2 separate regions of the Homo sapiens genome follow, and region 2 is linked to region 1. A link is a loop called in an ENCODE intact Hi-C map of the cell type or tissue named here. Cell type or tissue: gastrocnemius medialis. All regions are shown on one strand. Each heading gives the region's core, and the rest is flanking DNA. Links, peaks and the distances in the headings are about the cores only.

Evidence for each region. Peaks named below come from ENCODE experiments on the same cell type or tissue, not always from the same donor. Only the 100,000 strongest peaks of a DNase experiment are listed, where the experiment ranks them.
Region 2: it touches region 1 in a loop (4-fold over the local background); 65 of 110 quality-filtered maps call a loop at or near these places.

Annotation. Positions count from the first base shown.
Region 1 is chr3:186,251,215-186,267,448 of GRCh38, forward strand. DGKG (diacylglycerol kinase gamma) reads right to left here. Exons shown (of 25, transcript NM_001346.3): 14 at 14,033-14,092; 15 at 10,485-10,564; 16 at 9,225-9,299; 17 at 6,640-6,725; 18 at 1,879-1,968; 19 at 545-705. Among named protein-coding and RNA genes, the nearest start is that of DGKG, 100 kb to the right of the region's middle. RefSeq lists enhancers at 3,833-3,892, 3,993-4,282, 4,313-4,362 and a silencer at 4,943-5,022. In gastrocnemius medialis, for the core only: a CTCF peak has its summit at 8,491 (motif pointing right); DNase peaks (open chromatin) are centred at 3,627 and 8,517.
Region 2 is chr3:185,976,532-185,992,765 of GRCh38, forward strand. It overlaps the pseudogene NMRAL2P. Among named protein-coding and RNA genes, the nearest start is that of TRA2B, 47 kb to the left of the region's middle. RefSeq lists an enhancer at 7,013-7,534. In gastrocnemius medialis, for the core only: a CTCF peak has its summit at 7,165 (motif pointing right); a DNase peak (open chromatin) is centred at 7,160.

The DNA of each region.
Region 1 (16,234 bases), core at 3,599-11,598:
GCATTCAGCCTAAGGGGTCAGCTGGGAGGAGACTCCCCTAGAGGTTTATGATGCCCATGGAGTGAGTGGAATGGGGTTGAGAGAAGAGAGAATAGGAGAGAAGGAAATCTGAGGGCTAAGCCAGCCAGGGCAACTTGGGACCACATGGTCTTCCTTTGAAGATCAGAATTCCCAGTTCCTGAAGCTCATGTGAGAGTTTCCTACCAACCTTGTCCCCCGGTTATTTCTTGGTGTTGCTTTTCTACGACTGCTACAAATTGCAGAAGGAGAAAATATGTCTTTTGAAAATTTTTCTGTCTTTTCCTGTGTTAGTTAAAATGACAGAGGAGAGAATTTACTCCCTAAGCAAGAGATGGGGAATAAAGCGGGGGTGCAATCAGGGTGTCCACACTCAGGCCAAGTTTCAGAATGCTTGGACCCAACTCAGGGCTGGGGGGGCAGGTAAGACAGGTAGACACTAGGGACCCAGAGGGGACAACAGAAGGCTGGAACCCTTCCTGGGCGTTTCCCTTCCATACAGAAAGGTGATCTTTGACCAACTCACCACACCAATGGAGAAATAGTTGTTCATGATGCTGTATGGGACCTGGTCCCCGTTTTCCACTTCCTCTCTGGGGATGACTTCCAGATGCCAGCGGTCCAGCATCACCAAGGGGCTCTGCTCAATGTCTTTCAGGATTTTTGTCAAGCTGCCCCCTTCATAACCTGTGGAGGACAGCACTGCATTTGCCACCACAGCAGAAAGGCTGTATTCTTGCTAATGCACAGGTAGTTGTCAGGGCAGGTAAGCCCAGGGCATCTGTGACTATGGGACTCCCCACTGTGTCTGTGGGCTAGAGACACTTACGTTCCCCGAGCCACAGAGAAGGGCAGGATAACTGAAAGTAATCAGAGGCTGGGGGCAGGGGAGGGAGTGGGTGCTAGCTAAAGGTCACAGGCCTGTGTAGCTGAAGCGAAGCAAACCCTGGAGAAGCGGTGGGCTGGATGGCTGGGAGTCTCTGCATGGGAGAACAGCAGATCCTTCTGGGCTGTGTCATGTGGGAGATGGACAGTGTGGCAGGCAGAATTTTAAGATGGCCGCTAGGCCTAGGTCCTGCTTGCTTTGACACTGCCCACCAAGCATAGCTGATCATTGAACACTGACCATTGCACTGCCTGGTCTTGACTCATTCTCTGAATTAGCAGCCATCTGGAGTCCCCACCCCTTTTCTGGCCGGCAGCCTGATCTGTCTGCTCCATGTGTTGAGCTGAACTTCTCCATTTTCTGGCGCATGTCCAACGCCATGGGGGCTACTGCAGTTTGCAAAGTTCTCTGCCCCTTGTCTTATACACTGGTTACCACTCTGTGTTTCCTCTTAGGGAAATTTCAAAATGAGGGCCCATGGCTATGGGGCTTAGGATGATCTGAATGCTTCTAGTGACGGTAAGTAACTGGAGATGTAGCATTTTGGTCCTCAGTTTTAGTCCTAATTCAGAAGATCAGCCATTTGTGGGAGAGGGAATTTCACACAGAAAACATCTAAGTGAGCACCTTCTTGGATGGGACTCTGGGGATGGGACATATGAGACTTTGTCTTTACCCTACAGTTGATTGCTTTCTACTGGGGAAAGCAGGCTCTAAGTTGATGGTTTCAGGATGATAGTAAACTCGGGGCTGAGGGAGAAAAAGCTCCCAGAGCCCAGAAGAGGGGCTTCTATTCTAGATTCAGCATGGGATGGAGGGCAGAGAAAGGGTCATGGACTTGACATGACTGCAGAGTTGAGTATTATGCTGCGGAATGTGATCCATAAAAGGGTAAGTTCAGCCTAGCTCTGTAGAGCATCTCTGTAAACAGGAACACCTGTTCCCAGGGTACCACCATTAGCATGCAAACTCACCTCCTCCCCAGCGGAGACAACGGGCAAGGTCATTTCCTGTTCCAAGAGGCAGGACAGCCACTGGTGGATGCTTTGCAAAGTTGGCCTTATCTGCAAGACACACAGAGGAACAGAGAACCATATGCCATGGGACTGTAGAATGTTTGAGTTGTCTTTTTATCCCTGATCTGATGCTTGAACCCCTCCATAGCATTCTTTGTTTGAATACCACCCTGATGGGAAACACACTACTTCCTAAAGCCATCTATCCCATCTGCAGCGTGTTAACCACCACTAATTGAGTTAAATCTGTCCATTTGTATTTTATATTGAGCTAAATCTGTATCCCTGCAACTTGCATATGTTTATTCAAATTTCATCCTAAATCTGTCCTTTGGGGTGGCAGCATACACCCCAAAACATTAAGTTGCATGTTTTTAATCCTTAATGATAATCAGCACTTACTCCATTTATTCCTCAGCCTAACTTTGTAAGGGATTATCCTCCTTCAAGTAGCTGAAGAAACTGAGATTGACAGAGGGAAAGTAGTCTACAACCATTCTACCCTGAACACGCTCAATCTCATCTGACTGCAGCAGCTAGGCCTGGTCAATACTTGAATGGCAGACAGGGAAAGTAATTCCAGAGCCAGGATTCAAACCCAGATCTCTATGGCTCCAAGTCCATTCCCCTCCTCTCTTCAGGGGCCAGGCAGGTATACAGATTAGTAAAACAGGTGGGGCTAGGACACTAGGGAATAGTGGGACATTGGACAAGCTGAAGATGCTCACCTTCAACTGTTCACCACTCGAGTTTAAAAGTTTAAAAACTAACATTAGCTAAATGAACAAAACCTCCAGGTGTTATTTGGCCCCCACAACCAGTTTGTCACTTCCACCACCTCTCAGAATTGCAATGACACAGATTCCTAATTATTCCTCTTCTGACAGTTGTGAAGGACATCAGACAGAACCATCAGAGAAAGCACAATAGAACATGTTTTCATCTGGCCTCAGATCTACCGTGGCATATTGTCTAGGCTGGGAGAGCTGAAGAGGGCACAGGCATCCATCAGTCTTGGGGGTGGGTGGGTATTTCCATGAGACCTCAGCACGCATGGTGCCCCTGGATGTGAGCAATGTGATTGCGGCGTGAGGAGAGATGCAGGAATCAGCAGGGAAGGCTCAAGCTAGGGTTGTCCTGGCAAACTGGGAGCTCATAGGTCCTCCAGGTTGTCTGACCTATATCAGAAATGGCTGAGCGCAGGCAAGACCCAGGACTGAGATGGCCACTGGAAGGCTTGAGATAGAGAGCAAAACAATGCAATGGCCCCTCTCGTTGTCCTCAGAACATGTGTTCAGAGCACTGCCTCCCTGCCTTTGCACAGCCTGCTCCCTTTGCCTAGAAGGCTCTTGTTTCCTGTGTCTGCCCCTTCTTCTGTGTCCCCACCTCGGCAGGTCAACTGTTGTTATGGTGTTTAGGCTAGAAAGCTGTATGCCGCCCTAGGTTTTTCCTTTTCCCTCACACATCCATTCACATATCACATTCTATGTGTTGTCTCCTTACTAGATCTCCAAGCAATCTCTTCTCTCTATCCCCATGGTGATGCCTGAGTGCAGGTATGATTCCTTCCCACTGGTATCGCTGCAACAGCCTCCTCTCGGCTCTCTCCGCCTCCAGTTCCACCCTCCTAGTGTGTCACCCACACTTTCACCAAGAAGGGAAGTCCATGAACCACAGTCCCTCGCACTGGCTCACTGCTTTCACTTCTGGGATGGGGCTGTGTGGCTCCTCATGGCCCCATAGCCTACCACAGTAGGCCCAGGAAGCAGGCTCTGCCTTTCTCCCTAGCCTCATCCTTCTGCACATCCTGCCTCCCACGCAACATGTCAACCGTTCTCAAGTGTTTTCACTTCCTTAAAGCACAAAGCTCTCTGTGGCTCAGCTCAGAAGCTGCCTTTGGGAGACCCTCCCTAGTTGCCCCAGCCTGGACCTGGTGCCTCGTCAGAATATTTCCTTAGCACCAGAAATGATCTCTTTGTACTCTCTTGTAATTATCTCCTTGTTTGTTCCCTGAATGTATTGTAACCTCCCCGAGGGGGACTGGGTCTCATTCTCACAGCATCTTCATACATATCGACTGAAGCCTGCTATATGCAGATGCAGTGTTAGGTGCTCCGGCTCTGAGAGTGGGCAAAAAAGCCGTGGCTTGGGTTCTCATGGTGCTTACCGACTGTCCAGTGGGACAGACAGATAATAATGAGGAATCCATGGAGATAATGCATCATTTCACATTCACGTTGGAAAACAAACAGAGGAGCACTGTCGTATAAGAAGGTGACTGAGGCTGGTGGGTGTGTCAGGGGAGGCTCCCCTGAGTAAGCCACATGTCAGCTGAGATCTGGAGTGGAAGCTGACTGAGTGAAGGCTGGGGCAGCACTGCAGACAGGGTGGCCAACTTGTGTGAAGGCCCTGAGGTGCAAGGGAGACTGGAACGCCCAGGGGTCTGAGAGATGGGCCGGGACCTGAGTCCAGATGGAGAGGGATGGAGGTAGAAATAAGGCTGGAAGGGTGCGCAGCAGCTGGACCACCCAGGGCCCTGTAGATTACTTCAAGGGTTTTGTCTTTATCCCAAGAATAATGGAAGCCACTGGTGTGCTTTATGCACACCATGCACCCAGTGACATGCAGGAAAGATCGCTATGGGTGTAGGGAGAGAACAGATCAGAGAGGGGACCATGGGGGGGCGCTGCAGAGCACTGAACAAGTGCTGAAATGAGAGTGAACGGATGAATATCTTACGCAGTTATCCCTTTTGCTTCTGCTTTTTTCTCTTTGGGTCACTAACCTGTGAAAAAAACTAATGTTTCTTCCTCCTTCTGTGATCTTCCTTCTTTCTGTTTTGAGCAGCTTCTATCACCTGTGTCCTCTGCGGATGAACTGCATAAAGCTCTCCGCCAAAGCCTACTTCTCCCTCATGGTGGAGAGGGAGCCGTGTGAGTAGTCCGGTACCGCAGCCATCCACCCTCTGCAGATCAGCTTTTCCTTCCTTGGCTCCCGGAGGACTCCTCCCTCCTCCCACAAACAACTCCAGAGCCCAAGGTGACAGGAGAGCGTGGGTGGCTGCTTGGCAGGGCTGTGTCCATGGCAACCAAAGCGCCCGGGGGAGTGGCGGGCGGCAGGTGTACGGTCCTGCAGCCTTCTCGCCCAGCTAGGTGGTCTACTTACAGCCCCCGGAGGCACGGCTTTCTCTGCCCTGGTCACGGTCTAGTCCTGGCTTGTCCTTGACTTCCCTCGTCCTCTCATCTCCCACATACAGTCTGTCAGCAAATCGTATTGCCTTCACCTTCTAAAGATATCCAGAAGCTGGCCACTTCTCACCACCACTCTGTTTCTCCTGTGGTCCAAGCCCTGGACATCTCTCACTTGGACTGCTGCAGTGGCCTCCGAACTGATCTCCCCGCTTCTGCCCTCTTCTCTTAATCTGTCATGTTCCTCCTTTGCTCAAAACCATCCAATGTCATGGGACCCTCCCAGTATAAAAGCCATATTCCATAGAATGCCCTATATGTCCTAGTCACCTGGCCCCTCGTCACCTCTGCTTCATCCGCTGTAGCTTTTCTCGAATCCACTCTGCTTTGACCATGCTGGCCTGCCTCCAGCAGCCTGGCCTGCTCCCACTGCAGGGCCTTCGTCTTTGCTGTTCCTTCTGCCTGGACTGCCCTTCCTCAGGTATCCACTTGACTCACCCCTCCTCCAGATCTCCATGCCAATGTTGTCTTCTCTGTCAGGTGTTAGATTGCAGCCTTGAGCTCCCTGTGCCCCTTCCCTGCTGTACTTTAAACACTTCCTGACATACTATGTCTCACTTATTTAATTGTTCATTGCCTGTCTCTTTCCTCTACATGGTGTGCTCCATGAAAGTGGAATTTTTGTCCGTTCATTCCCTGCTGTATCTCCAGTGCCTTGGGGAGAGCTTGACACATCATGGAGCACAGGCAGCATTTTTGGGATGAAGAATGGAAAGCCCAGGGCTCATCGCTCAGGGCCCAGTCTCTGACTTTGATGACTGTCCTCCCCAGTGCTCCCCCGGCCGCTTTCTTGTCCTTATATTACACTTTGCAGTGTTTGTCTGGGTTCTGTAGGGTTAGATCTTGACTCTGCTTCCATCCCAGAATTTCAGTCAGTTTCCATCACTTACTGGGGCTGATGTGTCCGAGGACCCACAGATCCAGGTAGAGCTGGGTAGAACTCAGGCTACCAGCCTTCTGGCCTGGGCCTTTTTATCTAGATGTACTCTACTGGACACAGCTCAGTGTGGTCCTTCTTTGCTTGCACTGATCTGTACTTTCTAGATGCACTTTCTGGACTCAGGCTCCGGGTGTTCATCTCAAGGTGATTTGTCCCAGGCTATGATCTATGCTTAGTTCTCTGGCCTTTACCAACCCCAAAGGGTCTGCCCAGAATTCCACTCCTGTCCTCCCACCCCCCAAATCTGGCCTGTCCTGCCACTGCCCAAACCCCAGCCATGACAGATCTGCTTTACAGGAAAGGCCTGAAACTAAACTGTTACCTCCGTATTGGAGGGAATCATTCGATTGTCTTATTTCTTTTTTTTTTTTTTTTCCACCCAAAGCAAATATTTAGTCAAGTGTTGGTCCAGGGGAAGATACAAGGATGAACAGACATGGCTCCATGTCTCTTTCTTTTTTATTGCCTTCTGCTGATTGTAAATACGCTTACTATAAATAAGCAGCAAACGCCCTCTCAGCCCATGCTTACCAATGCAATCCAAAATCCAGCCAACTGTCCCATCTCCACCACAGGCCAAAACACGGAAGTCTGGAGTATCACGGAAAAAGTTCAACCTGGGAAGAAGAAGAAAGGCCAAAATGGGCTTGTTACTAGGTTGCAGCTGACATTGATACATGTTGAGTCAGAGTCTGCCCTGTTCCCCAGGAGTATGTTAAGACCTCGATTCCTTTTGTGGTTGAAAGGGTCACTCAATGTTCTGAAACCAGAAGTTACTATGCAGTGCCTTGAATATGGAGCCAAGGCCAAGGGGGCCATCCTTGTGCAAGGATAATCTGACTCAACATTCGACACAAATGGAAAATGGTTTTCTAGAAATTCTGTACTAGTTACGCAGAGGAGTCCAGAGTTTTGGCGTCAATACAAATAGCCCCCAGTGTTTTCACTCCTCTCGGGCTCTCCTGCCTGCTCTGTCCTGACACCCGCCCTGGTAAGCAAGATGCACCGAATTTGCTGGATCTTCTCTTCACTCTCCTGTGGGCCACAGTGAGTGGAGTGATGCCCTTCTCTTCTCAGGAGCCTTAACCCTGGAGAGCAGGGTGCTTATACCTGGGGTCCACCAACCTCCAAGGGTTCTATGGATTGGATTCAGAGGGCCATTAACTTGGAGGAGAAAATAATACATTCTTATTTTCCCTAAGCTCAAACTGAAATTAGTAGTATTTCCTTCAATTCAGCATGTAGGCAACAGACCACAGAGGTTGGAACCATACCCATGACTTTGTCAGCGGTCAAAATCACAGCCATGTTAGTGTTTCATTATGGTTGTGACAGATGCCTCATACCACTGCCATGCTCATCACTGCTTGGAATTTACGGTAGTTATTAGACCCACTTCTGGGTCTTCCTATTTGACGTATTGGTGAAGCTCATATATTCTCATATCACTAATTTGTTTTACTGTTTTAATAACTGTTTTTTGATATGGTTTCCCTGGTCACCTTTTATTATTAAATTTATGCATTAAGAAATATTCCAAGAGGGGGTTTCTATGCTTCACCAGACTGCCAAGGGGGTTCCTGGCACAAAAAAGTTAAGAACCTCTGCTTTAGAATGAATGTGCCCTGCGGACACCTTGGGGGTGGAACTTGGGAAGCCTAAGGTCAATATTTCCAATCTGCCCAGCCTGGTGGTCTGAGAAGAGCCCTGGAGCTTTCAGAATCACTGATGCATGTGTAGGCAAATTAACATTCCTTCTCTTGCAGAACTCTGCTCTCCGACGGGACTCTCCGACGGGAAGTGAATTCTGAACAGACGCTCCCTCCAGCTAGGCAGCTTGTCTGATTAGAGAGTGACATGCGCATGAGAGACCCTCAGGGCGTATCAGCCCGGGAAGTAGCCACCTGGCTCGTCGTCTCAGATGAAAACAATTTAGAATACACGAGGTGAAGCTGGAGGACTGTCTGCCAGTTTTGACAGTGGGCTGGTAAAGGTGTCTGTGGGGGGCTGCTCCGTCACAAGGCTGTACTGTTCAGCAGTGATGGCAATCACGGTGACTGTGATGGCAACTGCAGTGGTGTACAGAGGTGGGCTCTGTTCTGAAATTACTTTTACAGGTAAATCATGGCAGGTGTACTGAATCCGCACTTATGTTTCTTTCTCTTTTTAACTGGGCCTTGTACTACCGCTGCCATAAACAATAGCTTTGGTGTCAGCCAACCAAAGACAGGGTCAAATTCTCTTTTCAGAGTCCTTACTCCAACCTCTCTGAGGGGTCTAGCTGAACCCGGAGCAGAAATCCTGGTTTGGAGGTTGGGCAAATGGCTGCGTGCTGGGCAAGCCCAGCCCAGAGTATGCAGACAGCCCCGGGCCCGGGGCCGGCCAGTAGAGGGCTCTCGAGCACCGGCCCGGACTGGGAGGAAGCCCAGGCTTTCCTGGCCTTCTAGCCCAGGTGCTGTAGGGGCCGCATCACAGAGACCTGCAGCTCACCATTAGCCGCAGACACAGGGACCACGCCTCCCACCAGGCCTCTTTACAACCCCATGCTAACGAGAAGAGAATAGCCAATGAGTAAGTGGCAGGAGGAGCAAAACAACCTCAAAATCGAATGATTTAGAAAACAAAAGTGATTCCATTGAACAAGTAATTGTCTTGATCCTAAAATGACCCCACAACGGAACACCAAGGCAGAACTCTGAGTCACTGTCTAGATTTCCAAACTGCTGACTGACAATGATAAGAAAACTTTCTCTTCTCTGATGATTCAGTATGAAGACACCAGCTAACAGAGCCTTGCAAATAAGTTAAAATAATTTACCAGCCTGTTCCTCCTGTCAATCAAATGAAAGGTGTGTGCAGTTTTCCCCCTCTTATAAAATAACTTTTTCTAGGACAAGCTACAGGAGGCCACTTCTCAAACAGAGTTAGCCTTCCTGGGCATCCTGAGTATCTCCAGGAGTCAGAGTCAGACGTGAGAAAAAGCAGAGAAAGGGAGTAAAATGGCAGGAAGGAACAAGTTGAGAGACGAAAGAAAAAAAAGGTGACAAAAGAGGCATCTTCATTGGAGTTTAAAAGGGAGGGGGAGAAATAAGAGGTAAAGATTGTGATCTCCATACCCTGGAGTAGGCCCCCCATTGTCCAGGTTGAAAACTTGTTTGGGGTTGAGCAGATAGTGGAATTTCCGAAGAATTCTATGGAAAAAAAAAGAAAAGGAGGGAGAGAGAGAGACAGAGAAGGAATATGTCATCGTGAGAAGTCACATTAGGGCAAACACCTCTGGAGCCCACTGGTGGCAGGGATGAGGGTTCATTTAAACCCCGGAGGGGAGGGCACTGCCTGCTGACCCTGGCGTCCAGGTTCCACCTGGCATCACCCGTGTTATCACTCCCGGTTCAAGGCTGAACTACCAACCTAGACTCCAGCTCCTAAGCCCAGAAGCATCGCCCCTTACAAAGAGGACAGGGCAGAGAAACCCAGAGAACAGAACTTTCATTCTAAAGCTTTATCCTCCACAGAGACCTTCTCCCAAATGTTCTGTATGGTCTAGGCAGTGTGATTCTGCCCTCTGCAGACTGTACAAAAGCATCACAGGACCCCCTCCTCCCCAGGGAGAGGCCCCCTGCAGTCCTGGGATCAGGAGGAAACGCAGGAGGTGGTGTTGGGCTGTGGGGGAGGGAGGGCGCTGAGAGGCCGTGACTGCACCCAGGCCTGCTTTCCTGGCTCCAGCTTGGAATTGTCAGGTCAGTTCAGGAGGGGTGTCCTGCCCCTTGGACAGGGGTGGGGGTCCTCATAGTTCTTGCTTTAACTCTACTAATTATTATTTTTTAACCTGGATTCCAGATCACGGTGCCATCTGTTAATGATCCCGGAATTGGGAGGCAGAGCTGCTTTAACCATTCTCCCTGTCCACCTGTGCTGTTCAGCAATTTCTAGCCTCCGCTGAACTGGGCATTTCAGCAAACTGATGAGGTGGATGCACTGGCTTCTCACGGGTGACGGTAGCCCAGCAGGTCCTAATCAACGGGCTGCCCATCATCTCTTAAATCAAGAGATCTGAGAGGCTAGAAAGGCACAGGCATCTCAGAGCGTGGTCTAACTCTAGTGGTCTTAATAATGGCTCACGTGGCAGGCTGTGGGCTAAGCACCGTGTCTGTTCTCACCTGTGAGAGGAGGAATGATAATTATCTCCATTTTACAGAGGGAGAAACCGAGGCCCGGGGACATTAAGTCACTTGGGCCAGGTCATAAAGTGGCAGGTGGCAGTGCTGGGATTTGAGTCTGCCTGTCTCCACAGCCTGCTGTGTTCCTGCCAAGGGGAGGAAGGGCCTGAGTCGTGTCGCCCTAGTTGCTCCACTTTGAAACAGAAGAGAACGTACCTTTCTCCTTGTCTCCCTCCACTCTTGGGGTTCACCAAGACCAGCAGGGGGTGGGTACCCGGGGTGGGGATGATCTTATACTTGAAAGGTAAAAGAAAAAGAAATTAGCTCTGCTTCATCCAATAGGGGGCGTGAGATGAGAGTTGAAGCCAAGACAGCTTCGGAGAGGCAGATGAGAAGCAGGAGGGCAGGCAGTCAGGTGTTTTTCCACTGGCTGAATTTTCGGAGGGGCTAAGTAGCTAAGTGTCTCCAGTTTGAATGGCCTTTAAGTAGTGTTAACGGAAATGAGGGTTTGAGGTCAGGATCAGCGATGGGACAATGATGCTGTAGCTTCAAATCATTCAACGATGACGTGGTCTTGTACCTACAGCACAAGATGAAATTTTGTGGGAGACACAGCTGAATATGATCTTAGAAAGCACGGCCGTCTGATCATACGCGTAAGTGAAATAGCACTCGTGGAGTGAACCACCCGCTTCCACCCTGGCGCCTTCCAAATGCTCATTTCCGGCCCCAGTTTCCTCCTGAACCCTGGTCCCACATTTCTCACTGGCCAGTGGGTAGTACTGTCGACTGGACGTCTCACCATCAGTACAAGCTCAACATGCCTCATACATGACCCATCTTCTCTCCCTATGAAACTCGGCCTTTCTCTTGGTTCCCTGTTTCTGTTATTCATCCATCCATCCAAGGAAGGTCTTGTCCTGCCAAGTCTTTCCCTGAAATGTCCCTTTACCTCTGGTAGCTGCCACAGCCCCATGCTGCTTGTGCCTTTCCCACCCTAGGTAAGTCCTGCACACCATCCCCACACAGTTCCTTCCCAGGACACCAGGTCAGCCATACCACTCTTGCCCAAAAACTTGTAAAGACATCTCATTATTAAAGGAGGATTTGGATTTTGTGGATAAAATGTAAATTTCCTAACCTGGCATCAAAGGCCTTTTCAGTCTAGCCCTATTCTACTGTTATCTCCTAATTCCTGCTAACCCTCAGCTGCAGGTGCAGCCAAGTCCTGCTCTTGCTCCTCTAGTAAGTCTAGAGTGTGTCTCTTGCATTCCCACCCATGGGTCTGCTCGTGCTTGTTTCTTCTCCCATTCCATGTCCCGAAATGCCCACTTCCTTCTTTGCAGACTACTAAAAAAATTTTTGGCTGGGCATGATCACTCACGCCTATAATCCCAACACTTTGGGAGGCCGGGGCAGGAGCATCACAAGGTCAGAAGTTCGAGACCAGCCTGGCCAACATGATGAAACCCCGTCTCTACTAAAAATACAAAAATTAGCCGGGCGTGGTGGGAGGTGCCTGTAATCCCAGCTACTCGGGAGGCTGAGGCAGGAGAATCGCTTGAACCTGGGAGGTGGAGGTTGCAGTGAGCTGAGATCTCGCCACCGCACTCCAGCCTGGGCGACAGAGCAAGACTCCGTCTCGGAAAAGAAAAACAAACAAACAAACAAACAAACAAAAAACACCACCACCACCACCAACAAAAACCTGCTTATCCTCAGGGCTCAATTCAAGAGACATCTCTATGAAGTTTCCCTTCATCATTGCAACTAAAATGATTGCACTTAAAACATGTACTATTGGCTGGGCATGGTGGCTCATGCCTGTAATCCTAGCACTTTGGGAGGCTGAGGCAGGCGGATCACCTGAGGTCAGGAGTTCGAGACCAGCCTGGCCAATATGGTGAAACCCCATCTCTACTAAAAATACAAAAATTAGCCGGGTGTAGTGGCGCATGCCTGTAATCCCAGCTACTTGGGAGGCTGAGGCAGGAGAATCGCTTGAACCCGGGAGGCAAAGGTTGCAGTGAGCTGAGATCGCACCATTGCACTCCAGCCTGGGAGACAAGAGCGAAACCCCATCTCAAAAAACAAGCAAGCAAGCAAGCAAGCAAGCAAGCAAACAAACGCACCATGTACTATCTTCTGGAGTTTCTTTTGTTGTTCATTTGTATTTTTTTTTTTTTTTACTTTCTTAGATAAATGACTCAAAACATCAACTGGATTTAAAATGCATTGGGAGCAGAGTGGGGTGTGTGTAACCCTACTACCAAGGACCCTATAGCACCAGACACAAGAGTGGGTGCTCAGCAAATACTTGTGGGTTCAGTGGAAGGATACACCAATGTGGACGCACAGCTCTGCTCCATATTCAATATCTAATGCCTGCTTTTCCAGATCTCAAGCTAAAAGTCCAGCAAACACAGTGCCATGTTGTTTGAAAAGGATAGTAGCATTTCCGATGATCTAAAAAATTTGTCTCACCTGCCCAGGGTGACTATGTGATGCCCAGAAGCATCTTGGAGGCTGAGGAATAAACCCTCACCTCTGGAGATGATATTCAACGTATTTAACAGCCAGTCCTACAGTGGGGGCTCTGCCCCATCAGAACAGATGCAAGACAACCCGATGGCTGCCTGCCCTAAACAACTGGCATACATGTATCGGGTGTGGATATGCATGCGCCTGTGTGTGTTTCCCACCTTTCTGCCCTTCTAGGTGTCTAGAGCTTTCTCACATATTAAGATTCTCCCCTCATTCGGCCTTATGTTTCACTTTTCTTTTTCTTTTTTTTCTTTTGAGACATAATCTCCCTCTGTTGCCCAGGCTGGAGTGCAGTGGCAGAATCTCGGCTCACTGCAACCTCCACCTCCCAGGTTCAAGCGATTCTCCTGCCTCAGCCTCCCGAGTAGCTGGGATTACAGGCACCTCCCACCACGCCCGGCTAATTTTTGTATTTTTAGTAGAGATGGGGTTTCACCATGTTGGCCAGTCTGGTCTCGAACTTCTGACCTTAGGCGATTTGCCCGCCTCAGCATCCCAAACTGCTGCGATGACAGGCGTGAGCCACTGCGCCCGGCCTTTTACTTTTCACAACACGTGAATCTGTATATTCTCATTTAATCTTACAGCACCTCTGGGAGGTGGGCAGGGCAGGGATTACTGTGTCTCCTTTGAGCGGAGGAAACTTAAGGCTCAGAGGCAGAGCAGGAGGCCCCGGTTTTCTATTTCCTTTTCTAGTACTCTTTGTTCCTCACCAGGCTGCCTTCCCTGCATTCCTTGGAACTCTGTGGAAGACACAAAAAATGTTCATTGCTGAACCCAAGTAAAAAAAATGAGTTCTTAAGTATACATTTAAGGATTAAGAAGAACTTTTAGATCTGGTTAGCTTCATTTTGGCAGATCATGTTCTGGAGACAGCTTGGCAATCTTGAAAAACCCATTGTCTATTTTTAGGCCACATCTTTGTTATTATTTAGGACATCTGCATATTAAAGTTTTATGTAACTTTTTCCTAAAATAGTAATAAAGCCCAATAAGACCAGCAATGGGATCAGTCAACCTTTCCTCTCACCACTTGCTGACAGTGTGGCTGTCAAAGGTAACACCAGAGGCCACAAATAAATGCCCTCCTGGGTGGTATAATTAGTCAGATGAGAAGGCAAATGCTGAGATGCTTTTCTGTAGAACCCAAACCCCGTCTTGCCCGCCACAGCCCTGGAACAACTTAGAAGGTGCAATCGGATTTAGAGCTCATGAGGTACCTGCATGACAAGTTCGCCCTTGGCGGACACGCAGCCATCAGACTTCTCACCTGGCCTGTCCTGTGACAAGAAAGGAAAGACAAGCATCTTTTGGAAAAAGAAGCCTAACACAAAGAAAGAGATCAGATGAAAAACAAACGGCTGATATAAAGAAAGAGATCAGAAAGCTAGTGTAGTATGGAGACGAGGTTTTCAACATAGGGCTTCTGACCTAAATAAAGAAATGTACCCCTATGACTTTTTCTAGGATTCTTCAGGCCTCCAGTGATGACATCACGGGCTGACTTTACCTTTGAGGCAAGGGACATAGTGGGGAGCACTGAAAGTGGCAGAATTCCACTTGGTTGATTTAGAAGCTTGAGCTCTGAGAAGAAAATTCTTAGACTTGGCGACTTGGCTTTTCTTCCTTTCTTTTTTTTTTTTTTTTTTTTTTTTGAGACGGAGTCTCGCTCTATTGCCAGGCTGGAGTGCAGTGGTGTGATCTCGGCTCACTGCAAGCTCCGCCTCCTGGGTTCAAGTGATTCTCCTGTCTCGGCCTCCTTAGTAGCTGGGACTACAGGTGCGTGCCACCACGCCCAGCTAATTGCTAATTTTCTTGTATTTTTAGTAGAGATGGGGTTTCACCATGTTGGCCAGGATGGTCTCGATCCCTTGACCTCGTGATCCGCTGGCCTCAGCCTCCCAAAGTGCTGGGATTACAGGTGTAAGCCACTGCGCCTGGCCGTCGACTTGGCTTTTCGGCTGAGCACTATCTAATGATATGATATTGTCATTTTTCTTGGTTTTGTTTGTTTTTCTAATGTTTATTTTATTAAGGTTTTCTCACATATAGTAAAATGCTCAAATCTAAATTGTACAGCTTGATGAATTTTGTATATGGGGATGGCCTCGTAACTACTACCTCTTCAAGCATAACCCTGTTGTGACTCCTGATACCACATGGGTTTTGCCTGGCTTTTGAATTTCATATAATGGATTCATAGAGCATATCTTTTCGAGTCTAGCTTCTTTGGTTCAGCATTATGTTTTTGAGATTCTCCATGTTTTTACTCTATGCATAGTTTGTTCTTTTCCATTGCAATGTAGTTTCCCATTCTATGAATGCCAGATGCCGATATGCCTCAATTTATTCATCTATTCTCCTGTTAATGGTCATTTAACTTGTTTCCAGTTTTTAACTGTTATGAATAAAGCTGCTATGAGCATTCTTGTGCATGTCTTTTGGTGGAATAAATGCTTGTATTTTCCAGGTAGATGCACTGGAGGAGAATTTTTGAGTTATGGAGTTTGTATATTTCCAATACAGTAAATATTGCTAAATGATTTTCCAATGTGTTGGTATTTTTCAGGGTTTTTTATTTTTATTTTTGAGACAGAGTCTCACTCTGTCACCCAGGCTGGAGTGCAGTGGTGTGATCTTGGCTCACTGCAACCTCCACCTCCCAGGTTCAAGCAATTCTCCTGCCTCAGCCTCCCCAGTAGCTGGGATTACAGGTGCCCACTACCACGCCTGGCTAATTTTTGTATTTTTAGTAGAGATGGGGTTTCACCATGTGGCCAGGCTGATCTAAAACTCCTGACCTCAGGTGATCCGCCTGCCTCAGCCTCCCAAAGTGCCGGGATTACAGGCATGAGCCACCGTGGCTGGCCTTTTTCTCAGGTTTTTAATGACAAAGAAGTAGCTGGTCAAGTCCAGAGTGAGATGTGAGGAATGGGTGGGACTTGCAACATTTTTAAGATGGGAAGATGGCAAAATTAAGTGTTTGACGCTTGTTTGAAAGAGGAGTCTTCAACACAGGCGACAACGTGCCAGGTGGGGGTAAAGGAGCTTAATTTTGCTGCTTTCATTTCCAAATCAGGCTGAGACATCCAAGTGGAAACTCAGGAAGTAGAGGGAGATACTGTTTGGATGTGGCAGGGAGATTGACAGAGATGAGGGAGGTTGGGAGCCTGGCCATGCATAGGTGGTGACTGAGGTTCCTTGTGCTGTGCTCTGCCTGCAAAAGGCTTAGAACAAATGTGCTTTCCTTGCTGGGTCATTTCAGGGTACTCGGGGTGGTCAGCAATTGGCAACAGTTTAGTCAGAGAAGATTTCTCTCAAAATCTGATCTGTGCAGCGCTGACCTCTTTCAAGCACATACTGAAAGCACAAACCCAACAGAGAGGAGCAGAAAAGATTAACAACTGGGCACTGGGCTAAAA
Region 2 (16,234 bases), core at 3,936-11,935, 270 kb before region 1:
AGGGAAAAGAAAACAGGTTGTTTTCAGGGTACAATGATAGAGTTGAGTAGTTCCAACAGAGAACTTATGGCCCACAAAGCCTACAATATTTATATCTAGGCCTTTAGAAAAAAGTTTGTTTCCCAGCACTTTGGGAGGCCAAGGAGGGTGGATCACGAGGTCAGGAGTTTGAGACCAGCCTGGCGAACATGGTGAAACCCCGCCTCTACTAAAAATACAAAAATTAGCTGGGCATGGTGGTGGGCACCTGTAATCCCAGCTACTGGGGAGGCTGAGGCAGGAAAATCATTTGAACCCAGGAGGTGGAGGTTGTAGTGAGCCAAGATCGCGCCATTGCACTCCAGCCTGGGCGAGAGGGCAAGACTCCGTCTCAAAAAAAAAAAAAATAGTTTGTTGACATATGTTCTAGAATATTTCCTAGAATTAGGGATAGAAAGTTGGTTCTTGTTTGGATCAACAGCTCTTGGTCCAATGATTCTAGAGGGGATATCTAGATTCCCAATTCAGCCTCGGGTACTGAAGTTGTGAGGAGGCAAAGAGATATTTTTTTTTTTCTGGAAAACCAGTGTGGGAGTCAATCCAGCCACAAAACCACATCTGGTTATCTCATTGAAGCCACACACACATTTCTCGGAGAGATTGTTACTCCTGAACCCAAGAAGGCAGCCACCCACTCAAAGATGGGCTCACAAGAAGATCTGCAAGGTTCCTTGCACCTGAGTACACATTCACTTCTCAGTGACCCTTCTCCCAGGCCATTTGCATTTGGGTCATATGTTCATTTTGTCTTGTGGTTTTGAACTCTGTAAGGAAGGAGAGAAAGAGAGAGCGTGAGTGTAGGGGATGAGTGTGTGTATTGATTCTTAGAGGATGCAGTAGACATTGTTCTGAATTGCTCAGAACCTTCCAAGCATCTATTAGTCATATACTTGGTCCCTGACACTTCTTGGTATACAAATTGTTTTATAATGCAGCTGAAGCTCCTCTGGCACCACAGACTGTAGGGCATCAGAGGCTGGAACTTCTGTAGAATGGTCTGACAATTCCGGGGAAGGGTGCATCTGGCCACAAGGTGGCGCTCCAGCCCTCACGGTCTGACTTCCTCCTACCTCCTCAAGTGGGTGTGAAATGTCTAGTTGAAACTGTCTAACCCCCAAAGGAAGATGGTTTTCTCAGAAAGTGAGACATAACAGAACAGACCTCTTTCCTTCAAAAATCTGCAGTAAAAGAATCCCTTATTTTACTGAAGTACATGTGGTATCAAAGTTATGGATGAAAGAGTGACTCAAGGAGACAGACATGAAAGAATCTTCCATGCTTCTCACATAGACTTCTATTTCCAAACTCACTTCAAATTTTCAACGTTTTTCTGATTTCAAAAATAGCAACTGCTTATTGAAGAAAACTCGGAAAATTATGAAAAAGAAAATACAAATCACACGTAGTTCAATCTCTCAGAGATAGCTACTGTTAAGATTTGACAGATTGTCTTGTCTTTTTCCAGTATATATAAGTATCTATATATGTATATACTGTATATACTTATATATATTTATTGTATTAAATATATACATATGTATATGTATATATAAGTATGTGTATATATGTATATATTTAATACAATTATTAAATTGTATTATTGTATTAAATGTATACATATATACACACATATATATACATATGCATATATTTAACACAGTTAAAATAACACTAAATGTACCATTTTGTTTCTGGCCTTTTCAGTTAATGTTATGAGAATTTTTCTATTTTGTTAAACTTCTCCAAAAACATTAAACTGCATTATGTTCTGAGAGTAGATGTACCACAATTAATTCTACCATTTCTGTATTGTTGGCCATGTAGGTTGTTCTTAATTTTCTCATTATTATGAATGCATGTGACAATCATTGTTTTGCCTAAGTTGTTTGTGTCTGTCACCTTTTTTAAAGGCCAAGTAAAATTGCAAAGTCAGAGTTTATCTCTGAGGGCTAAAGACAGATTATACTGGATCCAATAGAAATGATTTTTAGCTAATTCAGTAGGGGGAATTATGGATCTAGTTAGTGTTAGAAAGGATTCAAGGAGTGGATTTTATGGAAGGTGACAGAAGGCAGCTCAGTTGGCGTGGGATGGGCTCCATTTCTGCTTGGGCCTGGCCTTGGCAAAGGCTGGGGCAATTGGAGGTAAAATACAGACCTCTAACCAAGAAAGGGAGCGAGGATGGATGGGCCATCAGCCAGGTGAGAAGGAGAGCCTGGTGCCAGAGAGGGGGGATCTTGATGCCGCATGGAGGCCCAGGTGGGTGGACGGTTTCAGAGGGCTGGTGGGGGAATACGAAGAGGAAGTATAGGCAAGAGCACTGTGAGGTGCTATTCACATGAAGGCTGGTACAGATCTACAGTACCTTACCCAAAAGGCTTGGGGCCAGAAACAATTCAGCTTTAGGAATCTTTCGGCTTTTAGATAGGTTATTGTCTACATATATAACATCACCAGCACGGGCTGGAGCAGGAACCTGTAATCAAACACATCTATATCTCTGCAGGCAAATATTTGAATGTTTCCACTAAATGGTATGATTAAAGACCATAAATAGCTTCACATAGTTAGATCAGGTTTGCCACTAATTTAGTTCAAAAAGGTCAGTTTGCTGCCAAATGGCTTATGGGGGAAAAAAAACTTTAGAGTCTCTTGGATTTTGGAGTTAGGCTAAAGAATTGTGGACCTGGCTGGGTGCTGTGGCTCACACCTGTAACCCCAGCACTTTGGGAGGCAGAGGCGGGCAGATCACCTGAGGTCAGGAGTTTGAGACCAGGCTGGCCAACATGGCGAAACCCCATCTCTACCAAAAATACACAAAATTAGTCGGGCGTGGTGGCGGGTGCCTGTAATCCCAGCTACTCAGGAGGCTGAGGCAGGAGAATTACTTGAACTCGGAGGGCAGAGGTTGCAGTGAGCCGAGATCGCACCACTGCACTCCAGTCTGAGTGACAGAGTGAGACACTGTCTTAAAAAAAAAAAAAAAAGAATTATGGACCTGTGTCATCATTAAGGTGAATAATGTCATTTCAAACTATTTTAAGTATGGGCTATAACATTTTCTGTCTTCTTATTTGTTCTTAAAAGATTACCCCGGAAGCTTTCGAGAAGCTGGGATTCCCTGCAGCAAAGGAAATAGCCAATATGTGTCGTTTCTATGAAATGAAGCCAGACCGAGATGTCAATCTCACCCACCAACTAAATCCCAAAGTCAAAAGCTTCAGCCAGTTTATCTCAGAGAACCAGGGAGCCTTCAAGGGCATGTAGAAAATCAGCTGTTCAGATAGGCCTCTGCACCACACAGCCTCTTTCCTCTCTGATCCTTTTCCTCTTTACGGCACAACATTCATGTTGACAGAACATGCTGGAATGCAATTGTTTGCAACACCGAAGGATTTCCTGCGGTCGCCTCTTCAGTAGGAAGCACTGCATTGGTGATAGAACACGGTAATTTGATTCACATTTAACTTGCTAGTTAGTGATAAGGGTGGTACACCTGTTTGGTAAAATGAGAAGCCTCGGAACTTGGAGCTTCTCTCCTACCACTAATGGGAGGGCAGATTATACTGGGATTTCTCCTGGGTGAGTAATTTCAAGCCCTAATGCTGAAATTCCCCTAGGCAGCTCCAGTTTTCTCAACTGCATTGCAAAATTCCCAGTGAACTTTTAAGTACTTTTAACTTAAAAAAATGAACATCTTTGTAGAGAATTTTCTGGGGAACATGGTGTTCAATGAACAAGCACAAGCATTGGAAATGCTAAAATTCAGTTTTGCCTCAAGATTGGAAGTTTATTTTCTGACTCATTCATGAAGTCATCTATTGAGCCACCATTCAATTATTCATCTATTAATTCCTTGATCCTTCATTTATCCATTCTGCAAACTTTTCTTGAGCACCAGCACGGGTGGCCATTTGTGGACTTCTCTTCATTCCTATGTGTTTTCTTATCAAAGTGATCCACTCTCGAAAGGCTCCTTTCCAGTCTGTGGTTGGGTTCAAGTCATGCCAGGGCCAGGGGGCCCATCTCCTCGTTTAGCTCTAGGCAAAATCCAGGGGATCTGCAGTGGGGAGCGGGGGCAGGAAGCTGGAGGGAAGGCCTGTGAAGGGTAGGGATGTGGAAAGACAAGGTGACAGAAGGACCCAATAGGACCTTTCTATATCTCTGGCTTAGCATTTTCTACATCATATTGTAATCGTCTTATTTGCTAGTTTTCTTCCTTACTGTGAGTGACTAACAGTCATCTTTATCCCAGTGCCTGGTACATAATAAGTGATCAATAAATGTTGATTGACTAAATGAGTAAATAGTTAATTCTATCATTACAAGAAAAGAGTGGCCAGGCACAGTGGCTCATACCTGTCCTCCCAGGACTTTGGGGGAGGCTGAGGTGGGTGGATCGCCTGAGCCCAGGAGTTTAAGACTAGCCTAGGCAACATGGTGAGACCCTCTCTCTGGAAAAAAAAAAATTAGTCAGGCCATGGTGTTGTGCTCCTTTGGTCCCAGCTACTTGGAGGCTGAGGTTGCAGGATCACCTGAGCCTGGAGGTTGAGGCTGCAGTGAGCCGTGATCATGCCACTGCACTCCAGCCTGGGTGACAGAGTAAGAACCTGTCTCTAAATAAGTAAATAAATAAACAGGTGCATTGGTTGTGTGAATTGGGGGGTGTGGTTTTTATCCCCCCAAAAGAACTACCAACTGATACTTTTTAAGGGCGAGCGATTGTCCACTTCCGGGAAGGGGGCTTCCCCCACTATCCAGCATGTGATGATAGAAGTCCCTGAGCAAGGACAGAGATGGTGGTGCCTGTGTGAGAGCCCTTGGCCTGGAATCTCACTCAGGAGAGAGAGACTTGGTGGTGGCAAAAGCCAGCCTTTTTTCTTTTAGAACTCCCAGGGATAAGTATTGAATAAATGATGTTGAAGTTGTTGCAAGCAAATTTTTATCTCGGGGGGAAATCACAATTGAAGTGCATTTGAGGACCACTCTCCTTTTCAAAGTACCAAGTCCCCAGCAATAAATTTAGTGCAACTTAAGTGCTCAGCCCTGGGAAATGGGCCTGGATAAATTTCTAAAAAGGGAAAAGAAAAAGAAAAACAAAACCCTAAACTAAAAATAGATGACTTATTACTCATCTGGGTGGGCCAGACAGGAAGAACGACTGCTGTTCCCTAAATAACCTCAGGGTCCCCCATGTGGAGAGTGACTATAGGCCCAAGGGTCCCTGGACTTTTTGTGTGTTTGCTGGGATGGCAGGTTGGTTCTTTAAGACCGGGATGGCTGGGCATGGTGACTCACACCTGCAATCCCAGCGCTTTGGGAGGCCAAGGTGGGAGGATTGCTTGAGGCCAGGAATTTGAGACCAGACTGGGCAACATAGCAAGACCCAGTTTCTAAAAAAAATAACAAAACTTAACCAGGCATAGTAGTGTGTGCCTGTAGTCCCAGCTACTTGGGAAGTTGAGGCAGGAGGATCTCTTGAGCTCAGAAATTTGAGGCTTCAGTGACCTGTGATCATGCCACTGCATTCTAGACAGAGTGAGACCTTCCTTGTCTCTCTCTCTTTTTTTTTTTTTTTGAGACAGGGTCTCACACTGTCACCCAGGCTGGAGTGCAGTAGTGCAATCATGGCTCACTGCAGCCTAAAACTTCTGAGCTCAAGTGATCCTCCTGCCTCCACCTCCTGAGTAGCTGGGACTACAGGCACATAGTACCATGCCCGGCTAATTCTTTTTGTATTTTTGTAGAGACAGGGCTTAGCTGTCTGGTCTCAAACTTCTGGCCTCAAGTGATGGTCCCAAACTTCTGGCCTCAAGCTATCTGCCTGCCTCAGCCTCCCAAAGTGTTGGGATTACAGGCATGAGCCACGATGCCCGGACTTCCTCATCTCTTAAAAAAAAAAAAGGAAGAAAGAAAAGAAAAAAAAGAAGACTGAGACAGGCCAGGGCTGTCATGGATCAGTCCCAACAATTGTTCCTGGAAAGCATGAGAAGTCCTTCCAGGATTTAGAACCAAACTTTGCAGTGGCTGATCTGAAATGAGACTGTGCACTTTAGGGACCTCAATCTCACATAACAAAGAAGGGAAAATAACTTCCAACTAGTCTGAGACATTTTAATATTTGTTGACAGTGGACAAAAGATTCCACCCACTATCCTCTCCCAGTCCTGCCCAACAGTCTCCAGGCCAAAGGAGGGAAAGGATTCCCTTTGCAGTTGTTCAGGTAGAGACTTGGGGACCCAAGAGAGGCACAGAAGGTGGAAATAGGGCCGTGCATCTCAGTGAACAAGAGCACCCTTTGTTGTCCAGGAGTAGATTAGGGTTGGGGGTGTGGGCGATGGAATAGAAAGGATGCAGAAGATCTCTCTCCGTGATTCCAGAAATGACCCTAGAAATTCAAGCTACAAAGTCAGATAATCCTGGATTTGATTGCCTCTGCCACTGACAAGTTGTGTGAACTTGGTCAAGTTACTTGATTTCTAGGCTTGGTCTCCCCATCCTCACTGGGGACTGCTGGGGGGACTGAAAGATTGAAAGCATGAGAGGCACTTTGTATAGTCTTTGCCAGGTAGTAAGTGCTCAAGAAACAGCTGTAATTATTCTCTCTTCTCTCTCTCTCTCTCTCTCTTTTTTTTTTTTTTTTTTTTTTTTTTTTGAGACAGAGGCTCTTGTTGTCCAGGCTGGAGTGCAATGGTGCAATCTTGGCTCACTGCAACCTCCGCCTCCCGGGTTCAAGCGATTCTCTCTTGTCTCAGCCTCCCGAATAGCTGGGATTGCAGGCGCGCGCTGCCACGCCCAGCTAATTTTGTATTTTTGGTGGAGACAGGGTTTCTCCATGTTGGTCAGGCTGGTCTCGAACTACTGACCTTAGGTGATCTGCCCTCCTCGGCTTCCCAAAGTGTTGGAATTACAGGCATGAGCCACGGCGCCCGGCAAAAAAACAGCTATAATTATTGTTGAGCATAATTCCTCCCCTTGCCTCCTTCATATGCCTCCCAAAATTCTGAAGTGCCCCCTGGGCGGTTCCCAGTGTCGCCTGACCTTGGCCTCCTGGACTGCAGGTTCATCTTGCTCTAACCGCCCGCTGCCCGGTGTCCCGTCCCTTCCCAGCTTCCTTCTCCCACCACTAGATGGCAGTATGAGTCCAGCATAAGAAAGGATCGCTCCAGCCTCATCCCAGGTGATTTTTTCCCCGGGCTTTTTTGGGGAATAAAGCCAAAGGAGATAGTTATACGGCGCATCTTAAAGCCTTGTCGGTTACCCTCCGTGGCCATTTCGACAGACATGCGCTGGTCACCTTCTCTGGGGTGAAGTGCCTTCTCCGTGCCGGATTTGAGATTAAGGGAAGGAAAGGGAGGACCAAGGGATTATCCAAAGACTCCAGCACTGGCTCGCCCCATGCAGAGGAAGGCCCTCAGGCTAAGGGTGAGCCTTCTGCATAGAGGGGTCTCAGACCCTGCTCCAGGAGTGCAGAGCACAGGGCCTGCCCTTTCTCCGCCTGGCAGCCGGGGCCGAGCCTTGCTGGATGCTGGTGCTCCTGCTGCTGGCTTCTCCGCTGGCCACACTGCTTGTCATCCTCTCCCCAACCCAAGGGACCTTTGCAACTCTGAAATCCCATCAAGACTACACAAGGGGCAGAGACAATTCACTAAAAGGAAACTGGGGCACTGTTAGGAAGTGCGTATTGAACGGCCCTCAGGCACTGTCCATTCTCCCAAGTAACAGAGCAGAACACTCTGGCAATGTAGTCCTGACTTGGACTCCTCATAGGAGTGAGCAGGAAGGCAATAACATGAATTTTAAACCATCTCGAGTAGAAGTTGCTATAGCATTTCTTTCTCCTTCCTTCCTTCCTTCCTTCCTTCCTTCCTTCCTTCCTTCCTTCCTTCCTTCCTTCCTCCCTCCCTCTCTCTCTTTTTTTTCTTTCTTTCTTTCTTCTCTCTCTCTCTCTCTTTCTTTCTTCTCTTTCTCTCTCTTTCTTTTCTTTTTTTTTTGAGATAGAGTCTTGCTCTGTCACCCAGGCTGGAGTGCAGTGGCGCGATCTCGGCTCACTGCAACCTCCGCCTCCCGGTTCAAGTGATTCTCCTGCCTCAGCTTCCTGAGTAGCTGGGATTACAGGCGCCCCGCCACCACGTCTGGCTAATTTTTGTATTTTTAGTAGAGACGGGGTTTCACCATGGTGGCCAGGCTGGTCTTGAACTCCTGACTTCATGATCCGCCTGCCTCGTCCTCCCAAAGTGCTGGGACTACAGACGCGAGCCACTGCACCTTGGCTGCTATAGCATTTCTGACGGGCTGCCCCGCTGAGTGTTGCAAGAGGATTAAAAATGTACACACCCTTTACTTGGCAAAACTCCTAAGAAACCATCTTAAGTAAATAAACACAAATATAGATAAAAATATAATTTTGAGGATTTTATATGAAAGTATTTTTTCATGAGAGCAAAAATATAGAAGTAAGCAAAATGTTCAGCATTTAAGAAATGGATAATTAAATTATTGAAGTTTAAAAATTCCTTTAAACTGTAAATTCTTTAGAACTAGCATTTGTGACGAATTTTTACTGAGAAAAATTATGTTTTAAGTGAAAAATATTGGATTATATCCAGCATTATATCTAGCCTAATCCCAATTGTGTAAACTACATATACATAGTAAAACATTGGAAGGAAAAATATGCCAAAATGTTAATAAATGTTTTCATTGAAGTAAAATTTTGGTTGATTTCTATTTTCCTTATTTTAAGTTTCTTCTTTCCCCTAGTTTTCCATAATAAAAATTGTTAGTTTTGGCCGGGTGCAGTGGCTCATGCCTGTAATCACAGCACTTTGGGAGGCTGAGGCGGGCGGATCACTTGAGGTCAGGAGCTCGAGACCAGCCTTGCCAACATGGTGAAACCCCATCTCTACTAAAAATACAAAAATTAGCCGGGTGTGGCAATGCGTGCCTGTAGTCCCAGCTACTAGGGAGGCTGAGGCACGAGAATCGCTTGAGCCTGGATGGCATAGGTTGCAGTGAGCCGAGATTGCGCCACTGCACTCCAGCCTGGGCGATAGAACAAGATTCAGTCTCAAAAAAAAAAAAAAAAATTGTTACTTTTATGTTGAACTTTTACATAAGCAAGAGTTATTTTAAAAATTTAACAAATATTATTTATCGATTGTCCTGTCTTCCTTATAACAAATATAATAATTATTTATGAGTGTTTACTACGTCCTAGCCACTCTAAGAGATGAAGGTATACACTTTCATTGAATCTTATATCGACACTCTAAGAAAGATTATCTTCTCATTTTATAGATAAAGAAACATACTTCACAGAGTTTAGGTAACGTGCTCAAAGTCACAGTTATTAGGAGTCAGGATTTAAATCTAAGTCTGTATGTTTCCAAAGTCCATGAGCTTTTCACCACACACTAGAACTTCGATCCTCCCTCCCAACCAAGGGACGCTTGCAGCTCTGAAGTCCCATCAAGACCACACAAGGGCAGAGTTCTCAAGTTATAAAAGGATTCGGTCATCAGATTCATTCAGAATTCAGTTGTTTGGAATTTGGACATATTCTCCTTAGAAACAATGTATAAATGCTAATGTGCAACACTGTATAAAGATCAACTCTAAAAGTTGGTGAAACCCATCTACCCATATGCTGTGAAACCACAACTTTCCATAGGATATTGCTTGTTAATCCTGTCTCCCAGATGCACACACAAGAGAATAACGAAACTAACACTGGGGTGAGGACAAGGCAGTGCTTGGCGGAGGGCGGGCTCAACATTCGCGCATGTGCAGAAAGAGAATGCGGAGCCACGGTGTCCTCAGGCTACCGGCAAGGCCGTGGATCTGCGTGGCTAACGGGGGGCAAGACAGGGGTCACGGGGCTGAGTGTGGAAGCCCTGCGTGGAAATCGAGAGAGCCCTCAGGAGGTCTTGGGGGATCAAACCCAAAGGTTTCCAAGAGCCGGGCTGGTAGATGAAGGAAACAAGCCAGATGTAGCACAGAAGGGAGTGGTGGCGACTGTACCGACAGGAGACCGTGCGACCCACCTAAAGGCAATACAAATACATTTAAATAGAAACACATTGACAGTCAAATGTAACTTGTGGCTGGGCGCAGTGGCTCACGCCTGTAATCTCTGCACTTTGGGAGGCCGAGGGGGGCGGATCACTTGAGATCAGGAGTTCCAAACCAGCCTGGCCATCATGGTGAAACCCCGTCTCTGTTAAAAATACAAAAATTAGCCAGGCGTGGTGGCGGATGCCTGTAATTCCAGCTACTTGGAAGGCTGAGGCAGGAGAATCGCTTGAACCTGGGAGGCAGAGGTTGCAGTGAGCAGAGATCGCATTACTGTACTCCAGCCTGGGCGACAGAGCGAGACTGTGTCACAAAAATACAAACAAAAAAAACAACAAAAAAACCCCAGATGTAACTTGTGTCAGTTATTACTAAATGGTGGTTTTCTGACTTTAGGATTAATTCCTGAACCCTCTGATTTTGTGGAAGGGCTGGGACTTGGTGAAGCTGTAGGTATCGTGAGTGACTGGCCTGATCACGAGGGGAAGGAGCACCCACAGAATGCCAGGGTCCTCCTCTTTGGCAGTGGGGAACTATTGGGTGTTATTATAGCAGCTATCATCACCTTAATCAGTACAGTATTTTTATGCCCCTTTTATAGAGAAGTAGTGGGTGTTGGCTGTGGGGTGAAGGGGTTGAGGAGCTTGTCAGCAGGCCTCACTCCTATCTGTGTTATTACAAATAAAGCATTCCCTCATTGCTTCTGGCAAATGTTTGGCCATGGGGAAAAGAAAGAAGCAAGTAACCAACATTTGTTGAAAACTGTACTGTTTCATAGTCATCATTTTTATTTATTTATTTACTTATTTTGGAGACAGGGTCTTCTTTTGTCATCCACAATGGAGTGCAGTGGCATGATCACAGCTCACTGCAGTCTTGACCTCCCAGACTCAAGTGATCCTCTTGCCTCAGCCTCCCGAGTAGCTGGGACTACAGGCATGTACCACCATGCCCGGCTAATTTTTTTTATTATTTTTTAGCAGTGGCAGGGTTTTACCATGTTTCCCAGGCTGGTCTCGAACTCCTGGGCTCAAGGGATCCTCTCATGTCAGCCTCCCAAAGTGCTGGGATTACAGGCATGAGCCACTGCGCCTGGCCTCATAGTCACTCTTTTATTTAAGCTTAGTATCTCCCTGAAAAGTTGGTGTATGTGGCAAAGACTAGCTAGATGTTTACCAATCTTGGTTTCCTTGTCTTCTTTGGTACACAGCTGGACCTCATTTCTCAGCGTTTTTTGCAATTACAAAAACACTGTAATTAAAAAATTAATTACAGCTGTAGGACTGTTCTAGACACTAGCATGTGAGTGGAAGTGGTGTGTGACACTTCTAGGCCTGGCATAAATCTCTTCCACTTGCCACAGTCCTCCATCATCTTCCCCTCACCTTTGGACTGATGTCCATGCTGATGACTTTGGTGGAGCCCAGCCACCTAAATTCCCTCTTAGAGGAGAGCGGCTCACAGATTAGGAGCACCTGTTTTCAATTTTATGTGAACACAAAATAAACTTCCATAACATTAGAGGCAATTGACATTTTTGAGGGTGTGTGTTTATTATAGCAGCTATCATCACCTTAATCAGTACAGTATTTTTATGCCCATTTTATGGAGAAGTAAACTGAGGCCCAGAGAGTCGAGTGACTTGCCCAAGGTCACACAGCTGAAAAGTAATGAATTCGAACCCAGATTTATCTAGCTGTTGAACCCAGATTTATCTAGCTGTTAAACCCAGGATCTTTCTACAATGACACACTGCCTCTAAATTCAACAACACATTCTGTAGTGCCTAGTTTGTGCTTTCTTATCCTATTGGAAACCCCATCCCACCCACATCTGATGGAGCCTCCAAAATACAAGCAGACAGGAGAGAAGAGTTGGGGTAATGGGGGGCTGAATCATCAAGATTTCAATTTAGTATCAAGTTGCTTAGGGGGAAATCCATATGCAGCTCCCAAGTCCTTCTGAAAGCCAGGTGGGGGCAGCTGGCACAGAAAAATGGGGTCTGTAGTTCCCCTGCCTGCCATCAGGGACCTGAAAATCCTAGGGGAGTTTTTAATTCCCAGTGGCACTCTTGCTGGTCCTCTTGTTCATTAACATCTGTGTCCCTCCAATTTGGGCTCTGGCTTGAACTCTATGAACTGCTCAAAGAGGCTCTTGCTACCTCTTTGTTCAAACAGACAATGGCTGCAATAACAAAGAGGAAAATCAGATGCAGGTGAAAGTTTATTTTTAACATTTCCGAGGCCAAATGAGGATTTAACATGAAAATCAGAGCCCTCACTTCCGCCTGCTCTCTCCAAAAGTGGCTGGGGTGCTTTTGGCTGGCCCAGACTCCAACACTCTTGGATCCCTTCCAAATGAGTACACCACTGATGAGGTAGACAGTTTAGTCTTTCTGAGCCTTCTTTTGGCAAGAAATAGACATTTTGTTTGGAGATGAGGTTAAACTTGAACCCGTACATTGTGATTAGCTTAGGAAGCCAGGCTGCCCTGGCCACCCCAAATATGTGAGGTTGTCTTTACATGTTATTTTATTTTATTTTTTTGGGACAGAGTCTCGCTCTGTTGCTCAGGCAACAGAGTGCAGTGGCACAATCTCAGCTCACTGCAACCTCGCCTCCCAGGTTCAAGCAATTCTCCTCCCTCAGCCTCCTGAGTAGCTGGGATTACAGGCATGCACCACTACACCTGGTTAATTTTTGTACTTTCAGTAGAGACAGGGTTTTGCCATGTTGGCCAGGCTGGTCTTGAACTCCTGGACTCAAGTGATCTGCCCACCTTGGCCTCCCAAAGTGTTGGGATTACAGGCATGAGCCACTGTGCCCGGCCCTGTCTTTACATTTTAGTCAAATCAGACTGAAGCCTGAACAAATGTGTAATAAAGTGAAAATTCTTTGAAACCATGAGTCTGAAAGCTCCCTTGGGGATGAGCTCCTAGCTTGCCTCTCTTGTGTGGCTCGTCTGAAGCTTGCAGATGGCAGAGGCCTGTGAGGTTCCTGTGAGAAACAGCAAGAATTACCAGGAGCTGGTGTGCCTGGAGCATCTGCATTGTGCAAGGTACTTAACCCCTTTATCCAGTCATCATAACCATCTCCTGAGTTCAGAATCATTATCAGCAGTGTTTGAGGGAACCAGCCCAGAAAGGTGCGGAGTCAGCCCATTCCTTGCAGAGCATACCTAAGATTATTCGACTCCAAGGCCAATTTTCTTTCCATTGTACCATAGTGTGAATGAGCATTAGTTTTCTGTTCCCTGATTTCCCACCTACCAGCAGGAAGCAGAAAAGTGCAGAAATGGTCTTGTGCTTTTGTCCTCCTGAGAACCCAGCAGTGGTAGCTTTCCTGTAGAAACTCAGAAAGGAGAAGTTATGGGTTCATGATAGCCATGATTATAATAAAATGGTTCCAGGAAACTGAACAAACCAACAACAACAGCAACAAAACCCGAAATGGCTTGCTCTTCTTCTTATGCTTCACTTTAAGCTAAATCGGCTTTCTGATATAAAATGGCCTTCCTTTCTGTTTCAATTCTTCCATTGGCAAGTCTTGGGCAAAGGGTGGATTGACGAAGAAAGGAAAAGGGGAGCAAGTGGTCCTAAGAGCTAAGAGCTGCCCTTCTTCTTTTAAGACACCTGGTGAATATTCCCTCCTCTTGCTTGTGTTTTATTTCAGCCTGTCTTCCCCAGGGCTCCTCCAAGGTTCTGACTGGTCAGCCCACTACTACCTTGGTACTTACCCTTTTTCCAGAAAAAGAGGTATTCCTTGAGGTTACCAAATCGGTTCTCCTCAACTCTCCATCTCCAGCCAACACCTCTCACCCAACGCTGCCCTGTGTTACCCCATTTACCCCCACTACTTTTTTTTTTTGAGACAGAGTCTCACTCTGTTGCCTAGGCTGGAGTGCAATGGCGTGATCTCAGCTCACTGCAACCTCTGCCTCCGGGGTTCAAGTGATTCTCCTGTCTCAACCTCCCAAGTAGCTGGGATTGTAGGTGCCCACCACCACAGATGGCTAATTTTTGTATTTTCAGTAAAGACAGGATTTCACCATGTTGGTCAGGCTGATCTTGAACTCCTGACCTCAAGTGATCCACCCACCTCGGCCTCCCAAAGTGCTGGGATTACAGACGTGAGCTACCACCAGTAACTTCTATAAAGCTCAACAAGGGTAAAGTCAAGGGCAAATCTCCTCCCTCAAACCAACTTCTTTCTTTCTTCTCATCTTTAACAGGGCCACTGCCAGCATCCAGGAGCCCAGGCTTGCAGTCAACGACTCTTCCTTTCCCATTAACTCCCATAGTCTGTCATTCACAAATTCCTATTTGTCCTTTCTTCCAAATGCCTCTTGCATTTCTTACTTTTCTCTCACTCCCTCTATCTTCATCCTAGCCCAGAGCCTGCCCCTGGGCTGGTATCCCCATAGACTCTTCCTTTTCTAAACTATCATTCTACTCCATTCATCTATTCCTTCATTCATCAGAAGAGCATCTGTGGAGCACTTAGTGCCAGACACTGCGCTAGACACTAGATGCACCCGTAACACAGACATGGTCCAGCTGGGGAGGCAGGTAATTGACAGGCAACTACAGTGTCTTGGGGTGAGTGTGATGATGGAGGAAGCCCTTAGCTGGGACCGTAATCCAGATGGAGAGACGTGTTGGGGAGGCCTACACACTCCTACTGGTTTCATTGTCCTAAACACTTTTATCCTGTTTCAACTAAAATTGACCTTCTCTTACTTTTGTTCCTTTGGGTTCAAACTTTGTAACCTGAGATTCTAAGGCCTTCCTTGTCAACCAAGCCTCATTCCCAGGACCCTCTAGTGGAAGAGGTAGTAGTAACAATGATAGTAATAATAGCACATCTTCATTAAGCTTATTTATCTTAAATAACAGGCCCTCTTCTAAGTACTTTTCTTATGTTAACTCTTCACAACATTCTCTATGAAGGAGGTACAGGTACTATGATTAGCACCACTGACAGAAGGGGAAACCGAGGCATGAGTGCTAAAAGGCAGAATCTGGGTTCAAGTCCAGGTGGCATGGCTTCCAGGCTGGCATGTGATGATGACACCATTGTGTATCAGTGTAACCTGGCCGTGTGGACCTCAGACTCTAAATCATACATCCTAAGTTCTCCCCAAAGACCTTTTTACTCCTGATCCCCTCTCCCCTGAGAATGCCCTTCTCTTTCTTATCAAACGCTATAGAAGGTTTTATTTACATATAAAAACAGAGCCTTCTTCCATGGAAAAGGCACTGGGTCTGGACTCAGTTCGATGTTCAAATCTTGTTTCTGGCTGCCAAATCCTTTCTTCTCCCTGACTCTCAATTCTTCCATCTCTGCAATGGGAATATTACTATTCTCCTCACACAGCCATTCTGAGTATGATGTGAAAATAATGCATGTGAGTGTGCTTGGAAAACTGCAGTCCCATACAAATTTACAGGAATCAACATCATTTTTTTCCTCTGGCTTCTCAAAATAAGAATGTTGTTATACAGTCTGAACTTCACTACAGCAAAGTTTGCTTACACATTCCACTGGGCATGGGACTATCTTTCTATACCTCAACTTCATCATCTGGGCAATGGGCATAATACCAGCTGCTTTATAGAAACATTTTGGGAATTTAATGAATTTTTTTGTTTTTTGAGACAGAGTCTCACTCTGTTGCCCAGACTGGAGTGCAATGGTGCGATCTTGGCTCACTGCAGCCTCTGCCTCCTGGGTTCAAGTGATTCCCTTGCCTCAGCCTCCTGAGTAGCTGGGATTACAGATAGGAGCCACCATGCCTGACTAATTTTTGTATTTTTAGTAGACACGAGGCTTCACCATGTTAGCCAGGCTGGTCTCAAACTCCTGGCCTCAAGAGATCCGCCCGCCTCAGCTTCCCAAGTACTGGGATTACAGGCGTAAGCCACCGCGCCCCGCCAACAATAGTGTTTTAAAAGAATTAGATGCATAATAGACATTGAAGAATGTGTGTTGCCTGTCTTCCCCAAAGCTTGGTTTTTCTCTAGCTGCTGGGGATGAATCAGTTTTGGTTCTCATTAGAAGGAGCCAGTCCAGAATCATGCCTTCTCTCTTCTTCTATTCTGTTAATAAATGAATGACACCTG